2 separate regions of the Homo sapiens genome follow, and region 1 is linked to region 2. Evidence: chromatin contacts called from ENCODE Hi-C data. All regions are on one chromosome and are shown on one strand. Each heading gives the region's core, a stretch centred on a gene start or an enhancer-like site at or near the end of the contact. The rest is flanking DNA. Distances are from core to core; before and after follow the strand shown. Region 1 holds the start of LINC02846 (long intergenic non-protein coding RNA 2846). Region 2 has its middle 18 kb from the start of GBGT1.

Region 1 (6,462 bases), core at 3,963-6,462, 3.0 Mb after region 2:
CCCAGCAAGTGCAGCCAAACACTGCCCGTTTCTGTGACCTTCATGCCGGATGCCCAGGAATGTGATCTCAGGAGAGAGAGAGCACTGGTGTCCCACCCCACCCTGCAGGTCGCCCCCCCCTCCACCCCTGCAGCCTGCCCATGCAAGCCCAGGGCTTCTCCAGATACAGAGAGCTCACCTGGCTCCGGGCAGGGCGTGCCAGCAGGTGTGCAGGTGCACAGCCATCTGGAGGTGGCTGCTCCGTGACAGAACGGCCCCTGCTTTAGTGTCCATGGGGGAGGGTGTTTCCTGGTGCTTCTTACATACAAGCTGAAGGACGGAACAGGCAGCTGAAGATCACATAAACCACCTCACTTCCAAAAACCCTGGGCAGAGCACATTTGCTTTTATTATGCTAATTCACCTTACCAGGACCAGGGCAGGAATGCCTGTCCATTTCAAGTCCTGCTATGCTCAAGCACTAGTCTGTAACTGAAGCATGCATTTGCTTCAGAGATTCCTAAATCCCCCCAAGAAAGCAGCATCTGGGTGGGCCTGCAGCTCTGCCCCACTGAGAGGGTCTCACTTTCCTCAGTTTCTCCGGCCCTGGCCTATTGTCATTTGGTAGACCCCACTCCACTAGAGGCTAAGCCAGGGCCCAGTACAGTGGATCTGGCCGATGGTGCCAGCACACCTGCACTGCGGGGGTCAAAGGGGACCCTGGCAGCTCAGATGCTGGGTGCATGGTGGGGTGGGTGGGGAGTGCTCACTGGCTTACAGACCAACCCGGCAGGCAGGCCCAGTGTGCTCCTGAGGGCAGAGCCAGGGTTCCCAAACCATTGGCCTCCCTTGTTTTGCTTTTCCCCTCGTCTCTGTGGTCCTGTGGTTAAAGTGAGGACTGGGTGCCCTCATCTCGCAGCTGGAAGTTGCTGAAGGCTGGTCTGGAGATAAGAGACCTGCTCATCTGGCCCCATACCGAAAGCCCCACACGGAAAGCCCCCGTCTCTGGGCAGCCTCTGCTTCCCTGGGACCATCTTCTCCAGTGGACAGCAAGAGCCAAGGGACACAGCAGAGTTGACCAGCCAAGGGGGCCACACCCCTGTCCCCAGGAGGAAGCACCATTGCAGATGCTGACCCGAAAGCAAGAGTGTTGTGCCCCAGGCCCAGGAAGGCTGGGGTCAGACCCTGCTGTCCAGTCCCTGCACAGCCTTAGGCTGGGCCAGTTGGTCCAGGGAGAGCAGAGAGCAGGGAGGGAGCTGGGGGGAGCTGCCTGCACAGTTGGATGTGGCTCCTTCCCGGCCACTTCTCAGCCTTGCTCTGGCCTGCCACAGCGGTGCCCACAGAGTCTTGGCGGAAAGAACAGAACATCCCATGGCTCTGAGCCAGGTCCCTGGAAGGATGGTGACCTGGGGCATCTGCTGTGCCCTTGGCCAGCTGGCATGGGCACGGAGCGGGCTGCATCATCCCCTGGGGAGGAGGTCGGCTCCCGCAGGGCCTGGGACATCTGTGGGCATCTTGTCAGGCAACTTTGGGTCTCTTTTGCAGAAGAAAACTGGGTGAGTATTTTGGTTCTTGTCAGCGGTTGCAGAGCCCGTGCCTCCCTCTGCTCCTGAATTAGGGCAGTGCCGTTTTGGGTTCCGTATGCCCTCCCTCGGTTTAAATTGGATGCTCTAATCGTCTTCCTCTTTTGTCCTAAATTTCCCTCTAATGTTTTATGCAGCTGTAAAGCAGCTGCTGCCTCCTGCTCCAGAGAAGGCTGAGGGTCGGGCGGCTGCAGTGACTCACCTCCTCCCGGGAGGCACGGCAGAGCCCCTTGGCCAAGTCAGGCTCAGGGGACAGCCACTGTCCTTTGCAGGAAACATGTGAGAGCTGGGCTTGGGAAAGCCTTTGGCAGCATCTAGAGGCTCCCAGATAGGACAGACAGAAGGACTTTAAGGGGTCAGATTCCAAACAGCAGGGCTGCTTTTCCGGGGTGTATTGGGGGGGCCGGGGGGTAGTTGGCTTTTTTGTTTGTTTGTTTTTGAGATGGAGTCTTGCTCTGTCCCCCGGGCTGGAATGCAGTGGTGAGATCTCGGCTCACTGCAACCTCCACCTCCCAGATTCAAGCGATTCTCCTGCCTCACCCTCCCGAGTAGCTGGGATTACAGGCGCCTGCCACCACGCCCAGCTAATTTTTGTATTTTTAGTAGATTCGGGGTTTCACCATGTTGGCCAGGCTGGTCTCGAACTCCGGACCTCAAGTGATCCGCCCACCTCGGCCTCCCAAAGTGCTGGGATTACAGGTGTGAGCCACCGTGCCCAGCCTGGGAGTGGGGTTAGTTCTAAGTTGGTGAGAGGCAAGCACAGCTCTCGAGGGACATCCTGCCCGGAAGACGTACTCGTGGGGGCCTCAGCTGGCCCTTGGCACAGTCATTCAGAAAGTGAATGTGAAGGCTTGCTCTGCACCCAGCCCCAGGAACCCGTGGGGCAGCAACCTGTTCTTTTGTTTGTTCGTGTTAGGCTCGGAGCTCCCAGAGAGGGTCTAGCATCCTTCTACAGACCGACCCCTGGAGACAGCCCCCACCAGGATACATCCTTGAGAATAAGCCCCAGGAAAGGGTTTGGGCCACAAATGGCCTTGTCTTCCTGGCCCAAGGTCATCAGATCTGCCTCAGGCAGGGCCTGCAGCCAGCCCCCGGCACCTTCCCTTGAGGAGAGGGTCTGCCCAGTTTTGGTGGAAGGAACAGGGCACCAGCCTCCAGTGCTGCTTCTGCAATCCCATGGCCCCGACCCAGGCCCCAACCCAGGCCCTGGTAAGACGGTGACCCAGGGAATCTGGAGCTCCCTGGCCCACTGCGGCAGCCGTGCCACAGGTGACATCGTGAGCCCCGCCCCCCCGCCCCCCGCCCTGAGTCCAACCCCAGCCCTGGTTCCTTCTCCCTGAACTTCCCACCTGGGGACAGAATGCGGGCCTAGGGCTTTCCCTGGGGGTGACCTGAGAACAGCTAGTCCAGCACCTCACCTCACTGCACGCTGTAGGCCCAGCCTCCCTGGGTTCCCGCCCCCTTATCTCACAGGAAGAGCTGGGCCTGGAGAGGGGCAGATGGCTGCACAGCCTCACGAGGGGCCGGGGAGCCGCACCTCTTCCTGCCAATCAGCCCAGCAACCGGCGACCCCAAGCGCGGCGACCGCAAAGGGAGTGCTTGCCCATCCGCGTTTGAAAGCAGACTTTTTCTCGGCAGGAACACAGGACTCACCTGCCAGTGGCTACCCAGGCAGGGGCTTCCCTGTTCCTCAAGGGGCCGGAGTCCCTCCGTTCTTTGGGGGACCATCTGAGGGAGCACGGGAAGGAGCCATGGATGTGGAGGGCGGCAGAGCCAGGACGTGAGACACGACAGCAGAAAACACTTGGGCACACAAATGCCACACCCCCACACGCACATACGTGCACACATACATGTGCCAGGCACGCACCCCAGCCAGGTGGAGGAGGGTGGGGGTCAAACCAGGCTGCACCGAGCACAGGTGGTGGCTGAGTTCCGGTTGGCCCAGCTCCAGGCTGTGGGGAGAAGAGAGATGGCGGCATTCTTTCGGACGCTTTTATCCACTATGGGAGCAGGAAGACAGCCAGGGTTATCACAGCACAATTTGAAAAACATACAAATAATTCATGTCAGCATAACGTCATGGTGTTGTCAATAATGAATCCACACTTAAAACCCAGATTGATAGCTTCAAAGGGCAGCCCCCACCCCTGGACAGGTAGGCAGGGCGCAGAGCCAGCCCCTCTTGGTTCTGAGAAGCAAACTCGGAAGCAGTTCAGGTCAGAGGAGTCCAGGGACCGCCCTTGCTGGGAGGAAATGGGTGCAGTGCGGCCCAGCGCAGTGAGCGGGGCCAAGGGTCTAGCAGCACTCGAGTTCTGCCCAAAGACGAGAGAGAGGGTGCCGGCCTACGTGCGCCCGCTGGGAAGAACTGGAAATCCATGTGCTCCCGTTCTGCGAATCCCTTCACCAGGGCGTCGGCCACCGGAGTGGGAAAAAACCTCTCCCGGCGTGAGAGCTGGGGGCAGGCCCAAGGTGCTAGGGGCTCCCGGGAGGACTGGCCATGGCCACCCAGCATCCCTGTGCCTGGCCTGGGCCTCGGTGGCCAGTCCTCCTCGGCTGCAGACCCCAGTGAGGACAGGGACCTCACCACCCACTGCCTGGCTTCTGAGGCAGCAGTGCCCCCATTAAACCTGAGATGAACTTCTCTGGGTCTTTCAGGAAGGAGCCCCGCCCCAGCATCTGGGCTCCCAGGACGAGGGCAGTCACTAAGTGGTGATGTCATGTCACTCATCGGCCTCTTCTGCCTGTGGCCATACAACAGGCCCAGGCCTGTCCCATCCCGAGGGAGGCAGATCCTGGCTGGAGCTGGCGGAGACTTACGGCCACACCCTGCCAAGGTGTGCCCACTGGGACCCGGGCCCAGCCTGTCACGGCGCCTCTCCCTGTGCCATCCGCCAGCCCAGGCTTGATTGAGCTCCATATGAATATTCATACAGCATTCTGCTGGGACCGTCGTTAATATTCTGAGGAAGCGGCAAGAATGCCCGTCCCCATGTCGTGAGCCATGGTCAACGTGCTGCTGACACGATGGTGGCTGTGGATTTTTCGGATGCAATTGTCAGGCCTCCAGGCTCAGGAGGGTGGAGGCAGCACCGCCATCTCCAGGCCCCACCAGCACCCATCCTCTGACCACGGACCTCCCAGGCACCCCACCTGCCCCCTGGCCTTTGCCTACCACCGTGTCCTTACCTGACCCAACCTCGACCAAATGCCCCTCTTCCTCACCGCTCCTGCCCCTGCTTCTCCTCCTCAGCCCTGACCCCTCTGCCCTCCCCGCCCTGCCTCCTGCCCCTGCTTCTCCTCCTCAGCCCTGACCCCTCTCCCCTCCCCGCCCTGCATTTACCCCACGCCCACAGCCCTCACAGGGCGGGGACACCGAGGTTCTCCCATAAATTAACCAAGCCCCTTTACGAAGCCCCTTCCCAAATAGAGCCGGCGCCCTCCTCCCCTGGGCCCGGGTCACCGCTGGGTCAGCGCCTACCGGCTCCCCAGGCCTGCCCCATGCCCTCAGCTAGAGGCAAACCCAAGCTCATGGGCGCAGCGAAGCTGGCAGGAGGGGCCCTGGGGGCTGTGGCTCACCCCTGCATGGCCCTCCTGCTGCCCTGAGAGCCCCTTGGCTCCGGCTGTCCCCATTAGTCGGGTAGGACTCTTGGGCCCCGCCCCACCTGCCCCTTCCAGTCTCCGCCCAGGTCAGGACGGCAGGTGGCCCCAGCAGGGCTGGCCTGAGATGGAGGAACGCGGCCCCGACCCGGGCTATGGGGAGACTCTGGATGTGGCGGTGGATCCGCTGACGGGGCTTTGGGATGTGATTATTTCCTGGGGGCTGACGGTAGCCCAGGAGCACCAAGACCCAGCTCTGCCTTCCGCCTCCCACGGGGCCTCTCCTCTGCAGGAGGCCATACAAGGACTGCACGGAAGGGGAGCGGCCCCGCAGGGAGGGGGCGCCTGGCAGCCCGCCCGCCGCAGCAGCCTGCAACCCCGCCCCCAGGCGCAGTGCGCGCCACAGCAGCCCTGCCAGAGCCCGTGTGACACAGCTGCCGGCATGCCCGGGCACGCTGCCCAGCTGGGCTGGGGGAGGGGCGCCGGGCCAGGAGCCGCTGAATCAGCTGCACCCGGACGGCCCCGCCTGGGCAAGGATGCTGGTGCGGCGGGGCGCTCTCTCTTTTGGGAACCGTCAGGAGGCGCGCCAGGCGGTGGGGTGGGGGGTGTTTCTGGACTGCGGCCTCTGCAGCCTGCTGCATGGGAAGTGCGGCTCACCGGGGCTGGGTGCAGGGCAGCCCCCGCCTCCGAGGGCATGAGCGGAGGCCTGCAGGGAGGGCCTGGGCAGAGAGGGGCCCTTTCCAAAGGAGACCCATAAGGAAGAAGAGAAACGCACTGGCCTCTGCAGATCGAAGCACGTTTGTCTCCCCCAGAAAACGCTGAATCAGCACTCACAGCACTGCCAGGGCCCGCGCCCTCCTCCGATCGCACGCTGGAGGGGACAGGCCCTTCCAAGATCACGGAGCATCAATATCACCATCGACGCAGCGGCACCGGGGGAGTCATGCTCTGGTCTGGAGTGGGGGCCGCGCCTGGCCCTGCCGTCCTTCCTGCTGGGGGCTGTGTTTGGAGCCGGGCACCTTCCCCCTCAGCCCCTGCTGTCCTGTCCTGCCCCCTGCGGAGGGGCGGGAGGTGGAGGACATTCCTGTGTGTGTGCGTTTGGGGTGGTTTTGCCTGTGGAGGCTGCACATGGGGGCTCTGACGGGGCAGCCTTCCGAGGCCACCCTGTGCTGGGGATGGGACAGCACGTGGCCCATCTTGACCGAGCATCTTAGATCTTGAAATCCCCAGCACCACCCCCTTCCAGCCACTGCCTGCCCTCTGCTGGCTCCTCAGCTTGGATTCCACTTTTCAGCAACAG
Region 2 (5,967 bases), core at 284-2,783:
GGGGAGGCGCCATTGCCAAGCTGCCACTACCTAGCTGTGGGAGTTCCTTCCCCTTCCAGTGCCTCAGTTTCCCCACCTGGAAGTGAGGATGGCAGTGGCACTTATCTTGCAGAGTGCTGAGCAGATACAAGGGACACTTTAGCACAAGGCCTACAGGCTGGCTGTCATCACCAGGCACCTCTGCAGCAGGGGACAGAGGGAAGGACTCTGTGGAGAATAGTCCTGTGGCTAGCGTGCAATGGTGACTGACCACGCCACTGATGGCAGAGTGGCCACTGAATCCAGGTCCCCAGGCTCGCAGCCCATGCCTTCTCCACAAGATCTGTCTGCCCCATACCCCTGAGCCTTCCACAGAAGCCAGGGTGCTTCCCACAGGCCAGGCACCCAGCGCCAGCCAGGTGTACAGAGGCCAGTATCTGCTGTGTGAATCAATCGCTGAACCAACTGTCAAGGACCAGCAGCCTCAGGGGCGGGCCTGGTAGCTCGGTGAGCGAGGAGGTGGTGGGAGGGCCTTGTGCGGGTAGGGAGGTGACAGTAAGAAATGGCCTCTTGCTGGATGCAGTGTCTCAAGCCTTTAATCCTAGCAGTTTGGGAGGCCGAGGCGGGGGGAATCCCTTGAGCCCAGGTGTTTGAGACCAGCCTGGGCAACATGGTGAAACTGTTTCTACAAAAAAAATCCAAAAATTAGCTGGGAGTGTTGGCGTGCACCTGCCGCCCCAGCTACTCTGGAGGTCTGAGCCCAGGAGGTCGAGGACGCAGTGAGCCGTGATCTGGCCCCTGCACTGCAGCCTGGGCCACAGAGCAAGACCCTGTCTCAATAATAATAATAATAATAATAATAATAATAATAACAACAACAACAACAATAATAATAATAATAATAATAATAATAATAATAAAATAAAGGAATGGCTTCCACTCATTCCACTCCTGGGCCAGCGGCCCGCTGTGCACTCCGCTCCCTTTCGCTGATGCCATGTGAGCAGCTCCATGGCGGGGACCTGACCCCTGCTCCTCAGCCCCACACTGCCTCGCCCCTTTGTATATCAAAGGCGCCTCTGAGGGGCTGTGCTGACCCCCACCAGGAGCAGCAGGACCACCTCAGGCATCCCAGCTCCCCTGAGGCAGGGTCTGGGGCTGGGGTTGGGGGGAAGGACCCCTCAAGTCTCTATCTGCACAGACAGCCCACCCGTGCCCAGGGCTGCCTTCCGAGCACCCGCAGACCTGGGCCTGCAGTAACAGGAGAGCTATCTGCAAACCGCAGTGTCATCAGCCGCACGGCCTCTGGAGAGGCCTGAGAAAGGCCGGCTCAGCTTGCAGGCGAGGAACCAAACGAAAGGCAAACTCCTGGCCCCTGCAGCCTCGCAGGTCCCCTATCCCTCCTCCCTGCCTTCCTTTCCGCCCCGCTGACACCACGGTCTGCAAACCATGGTCCTCCTCGCCACCCCTGTCACCTCCTCCTCCGCCCCCCGCCGGCCTCCGACGCAAAGTCGCCACCCAGTCACCCCGCCTCGGCCCCGCCTGGTTTGATTTCCTCCCGTGTGTGTCACCCATGAGGTGGCCGTGCCCCTGGCCTGTTTACAGCTGTGCGCAAGCTCCTCGCGACCCGAAAGCGAGACCTTTGTCTGCGGCAGCTCCGCGCCGGGCTGGGCGGCCGCACGGGAGGGCACAGCGCCACCTGCTGGTGCTGCCGCCAGAGCGCGCCAAGCTGAGGAGCAGGCGGGCTCCGCTCACGCCCCCACACCCCCTGGCTGGGGGCTGGGTTCCTGCGATGTCTTCCGACTCCCCGCTGCTCCCCTAGTCCCCGTAGGCACGCGGGTACCCGGCCTTTGGGAGGGGGATCATTCCCAATACTCCTGTTACGGGTTGAACTGTGTCCCTGAACAAAAAGATCTCTGGTACCCGTGAATGAGATCTTATTTGGAAATAGGGTCTGTGCGGATAGAATCCGGATGAGGTCATACTGGATTAGGGTGGGCCTTAATCCAATGACTGCTATCCTTATGATAACAGGGAAAATTGGACAGACACGCACAGGCGGACAGACACGAACTGATGAAGGCACAGTTTGCAGTCACACGTCTACAAAACCAGGAACGAATGCCAAGGAAACTGGCAGCCACCAGAGGTTGGAAGATGCAAGGAAGTATCCTCTCCTAGAACCTTCAGAGACAGCATGGCCTTGCTGACCCCTGGATTTTGGACTTCTGGCCTTTAGAACTGTGAGAGAATACATTTCTGTTGTGTTGAGCCACCCAGCACTTTGTGACAGCAGCCCAGGAAGCTGACCCGATAGACACTGGTCCCAGTCATCACCCTCTGTGCCATCACCACACCTCCCCTCCACGAATCAACCACGACCACAGGACACCTCCTTCTGGAATCTCTCTGTGCCCACGCACTCCCCAGATGAGCACTTCCCCTTCCCCTGGCAACTCCCCGGATTCTTGTTACCCCCACCCCCCGCCCCGGCATGGCCTGGGCCCAGGAGACAGATACGAAATGAATGAGTGAATATCCACCTTTGCTACTTCGTCATATTCAGATGTTCGTAAAAATCTGTATGTTCGTCATATTCAGATGTTCGTAAAAATCAAGTGGCAGCAGTGCTGGGGGTTAAGGAAATGGGGAGAGTGATGGCAGATGTGTGAGGGGAGACAAGGGGCACTTCCAGGTACTCACAGCCACCCTGGGAGCTGGGACAGCCAACCAGTGTGTTCTCATGCTCCCAGCCCCTGAGGCTCAGAGAGGGGAAGCCATCTGGGTCACCAAGCTCCTGCCTCTTGCCAGTTCTGTGACCCCAAACTAGCCATTGTGCCTTTCAGGGCCTCCCCAGTCTCCTGACCTGCACAATGGGGATGGTTCTAACGTCTACTTCCTGGGGACATCACCACGCTAATGTGAGACAATACTACAAAACCTGTTAGCTGCCTCACAGACTTAGAGATGGAAGGATTAGGAAGGAAAAGGGCCTTCAGAGACTGCAGGGTCCTGCTGACCCCTGGATTTTGGACCTCTGGCCTTTACAACTGTGAGGAAAGAAACTTCTCACAGGGGCGAGACACAGCCCGGAATACAAGTCGGACAGGCTGGGCACTGGTGCTGTGATCTGGGGAAAGTCACTCCCTTCTTGGTCTGGTTTCCTCATTTGCACCATGAACGGGTTGAAAATGAAGCAAAAATCAGATATCGGCCCCCTGTGGCATATGGGAGCATCTTCCAATGGGAACACCTTCCAATGGCTCCCATGATGTTTGTTTGTTTGTTTGTTCGTTTGTTTATTGAGACAGGGTCTGGCTCCGTCGCCCAGGCTGGAGTGCAGTGGCATGATCTTGGCTCACTGCACTCATCACCTCCCAGGTTCAAGTGATTTTCCTGCCTCAGCCTCCGGAGTAGCTGGGATTATAGGCACCTGCCGAGACACCCAGCTAATTTTTGTATTTCTTTTTTGTAGAGACGGGGTTTCACCACGTTGGCCAGGCTGGTGTTGAACTCCTGACCTCAGGTGATCCACCCGCCTCGGCCTCCCAAAATGCTGAGATTACAGGTGTGAGCCACCGCGCCCAGCCTCCGTTATGTTTAGAATCAGGCCTGACTGCCTCCTCTCAGACACTGTCCCAGGCAGCCTCCACACTGGCCCCAGAGATCCCTGCCTCCTGGTACATAAGTTGCTGAGTGATCCCCTTCCTCCGAGGGTGATTGGATTTAGTGACTGGCTTCTCACCAACAGAACACAGCACAGGTGATGTGAGGTCACTTCCAAGATTTACAAAAAACTATGACTTCTGTCTTGCTTGTTTGCTCTTGTTTTCCTCCCCACCTTCACCCCTCACTCTGGGGAAGTGAGTTCTGATGCCGTGAGCTGCCTGCCCTACAGAGAGACCCACATGGCAGTGAACCAAGGGAGGGCCCCCACCAACAGTCACAGAAGAACTGATGCCCTCAGTCAAAACTGAATCCTGCCAATAACATGAGAATGGCCTGGGGGCGGGTCCTGCCCAGTCCAGCCATGGATGAGACCCCAGTCCCAGCCTCCCTTGAGACCTGGGGGCAGAGGCACCCAGCTGAGCTGCCCTGGATCTGGGTCCACAGAAACTGTGTGATGATCAATGTCTGTTGCTGGAAGCTGTACATTAGGGTAGTGTTGTCACATAGCTGTCCACAGGCCCCTGGGCTGCCCCTCCCACCCCCAGCTCACTTGGGCCACACTGGCCTCCTTTCTCACTCCTCTCTGGCCAAACTCATTTCTGCCTCCCAGCCCTGCCTGCTGAGCCTTCTCCATCACACTGTCCAGACTCGTGCAGGGCTGGCCCATGCTTTGTCTTCTGGTCACAGCACAGATGTCCCCTTAGCGAGACCTCTCAGATCCCCACCCAGCAGGCCCCAGCCCTCCATGGCAGCCCCGGCATTATTTTCGCTGCAGCACTGCTTTTTCCTTTCTGTGCCTGTTTGCTTTTGTGCCCTGTCCATCGCCCCCTCCAGACTGCCAGCTCTGGAGGGCAGGCCCCCCTGGGTCACTTTCAGAGCCACACCCAAGCCCAACGCTGCCCCCCCACAACCCAGGGTGAGTGCTTGGGCACACCTGCTGAAGGGAAAGAGGAAGCTCTTGGAGCCCCCTCCCGCCTCTGAGCAGCTAACATTGTGGAGAGGGATGCTAGTAATGGGGGGTGTGCATTGGGTAGAGGCCGGGGTCCCCCAGAGGGACCCTGCCGGGCTCTCCCTGACTCCAGTTGCTCCAATGAGTACAGTGGGCACTGCCTCCCCCTGGTGGCCGGCACTAGCACAGCAGCAGCAGCCTCAGGCAGAAAACCCAGAAAACAAAACACACACCTTTGTTTGGGTGTTGTCAAGGTAGCAGCTCTCCTGAGTCCCAGGGGGTCAAAGGAGCAGAACCTGCAGGCTCCAGGGGTAATTCAAGGCGCCTCAGAAGCTTCATTTGCTCCCCTCTTTCCCTCTGCTGGTCCTGGGGTGTCCAGTTCACTCGTGAGGCCTCCTCACTCCAACCAGGGCAACGGCTCTGGCCCCACTTCCAAATAAGAACCCTGAGGCTCCAACAAGGACAGTCTTGTCCCACAAGAGTTGTCCAGTGCTTGGCCACGCTCTGCACCACCCCAGGCCCTCAGCCCTTCAGCCCCCCCGGCTTCTCTTGCTCAGAAGAACCTCCAAGAAGAAGGCATTTTCCACAGACCTCGGTGGGTAGTGGGGGCATCCCCAGTGGAGACCTAAGGCCGACAGACACGTCTACGAGCCTGTGGGACCCTTGGAGTCACCCAGGCCAAACATTCCAATTTATAGAGCAGGAATTTGAGGCTTCCTTTCCTACAGCCCCGTCCACACTGAAGGGGTCTTTTCCTGCTTCCAGGTGATCACAGCGGTGAACACAGAACCCCACAATCTGTCCTCTCCAGGCTGCCCCAGCCCAGACAGATCCTGGGAACCTTGGAGAATCCCCGCCCATCAAGCTGGCGTGTCCTCCCCTTGCCCCCCACCCCGTGCCATGGCCCCAGGCATGTTGCTGGGTACTGGATGCCCCTGCCCGTGGCAGAGTAGCCCCCGCCCTCTTTCTTCTTTCCCCCAGTCACTTCCCCAGCGTCCCGTCCTACTCTGAGCCCCAGGAAGTGTGTGGTGTGTGTGTCTGCGTGTGTGTGAGCATGTATGCGCAGGCCTGCGCCTGTACGTGCGCGGAGAAGCCCAGGCAAATGAGCCCACATGGGAGATGGGCAGGGGTCCCCAGGATCTTAGAGGCTGTCATTCCCAAAGCAAACCCCACGGGAAGGGTGAGCCGAGCCCTTCCTGGCCTAAGAGGCCGGAACCCTCCCTTCATCTCTGGACTCCGCCAACTTCGTGTGCCCCGGGCGAGTCCCTGCCCCTCTCCTGTCCTCAGTTTCCCTACTGTCCCGGGCGGGGTTGGACGCGGAGCTGCGTAAGCGCACGCTCAGCGTGGACGCGGCGCCGGGCTCCCTCCCC

The links. Hi-C counts contacts between places; a loop is a spot of excess contacts on that map. Pooled maps may share reads with other maps.
Region 1: a map of CD4-positive, alpha-beta T cell shows a loop between it and region 2 (6-fold over the local background). The contact joins the promoter of LINC02846 here to the enhancer-like site in region 2. A Hi-C loop is called at or near these places in 1 of 168 maps with a recorded cell type or tissue (CD4-positive, alpha-beta T cell), 2 of 37 single-sample maps with no recorded cell type and 6 of 50 pooled maps.

The regions. Positions count from the first base shown.
Region 1 is chr9:136,104,224-136,110,685 of GRCh38, forward strand. It overlaps LINC02846 (long intergenic non-protein coding RNA 2846), which reads right to left and starts at 5,213. Exons shown (of 2, transcript NR_189286.1): 1 at 5,142-5,213; 2 at 3,626-4,596. RefSeq lists enhancers at 3,863-4,475, 5,087-5,699, 5,328-5,377, 5,700-6,311, 5,888-5,997 and 3 more and silencers at 2,900-2,999, 5,408-5,597.
Region 2 is chr9:133,142,923-133,148,889 of GRCh38, forward strand. It overlaps a transcript of RALGDS not described here. Among named protein-coding and RNA genes, the nearest start is that of GBGT1, 18 kb to the right of the region's middle. RefSeq lists enhancers at 166-295, 346-435, 888-1,447, 5,928-5,967 and silencers at 1,594-1,693, 1,724-1,843. Within about 2 kb of position 1,534, at least 27 of the 41 ENCODE cell types and tissues checked have a DNase peak (open chromatin) inside an H3K27ac peak, as active enhancers do; they include CD4-positive, alpha-beta T cell, where a contact is called at or near this core.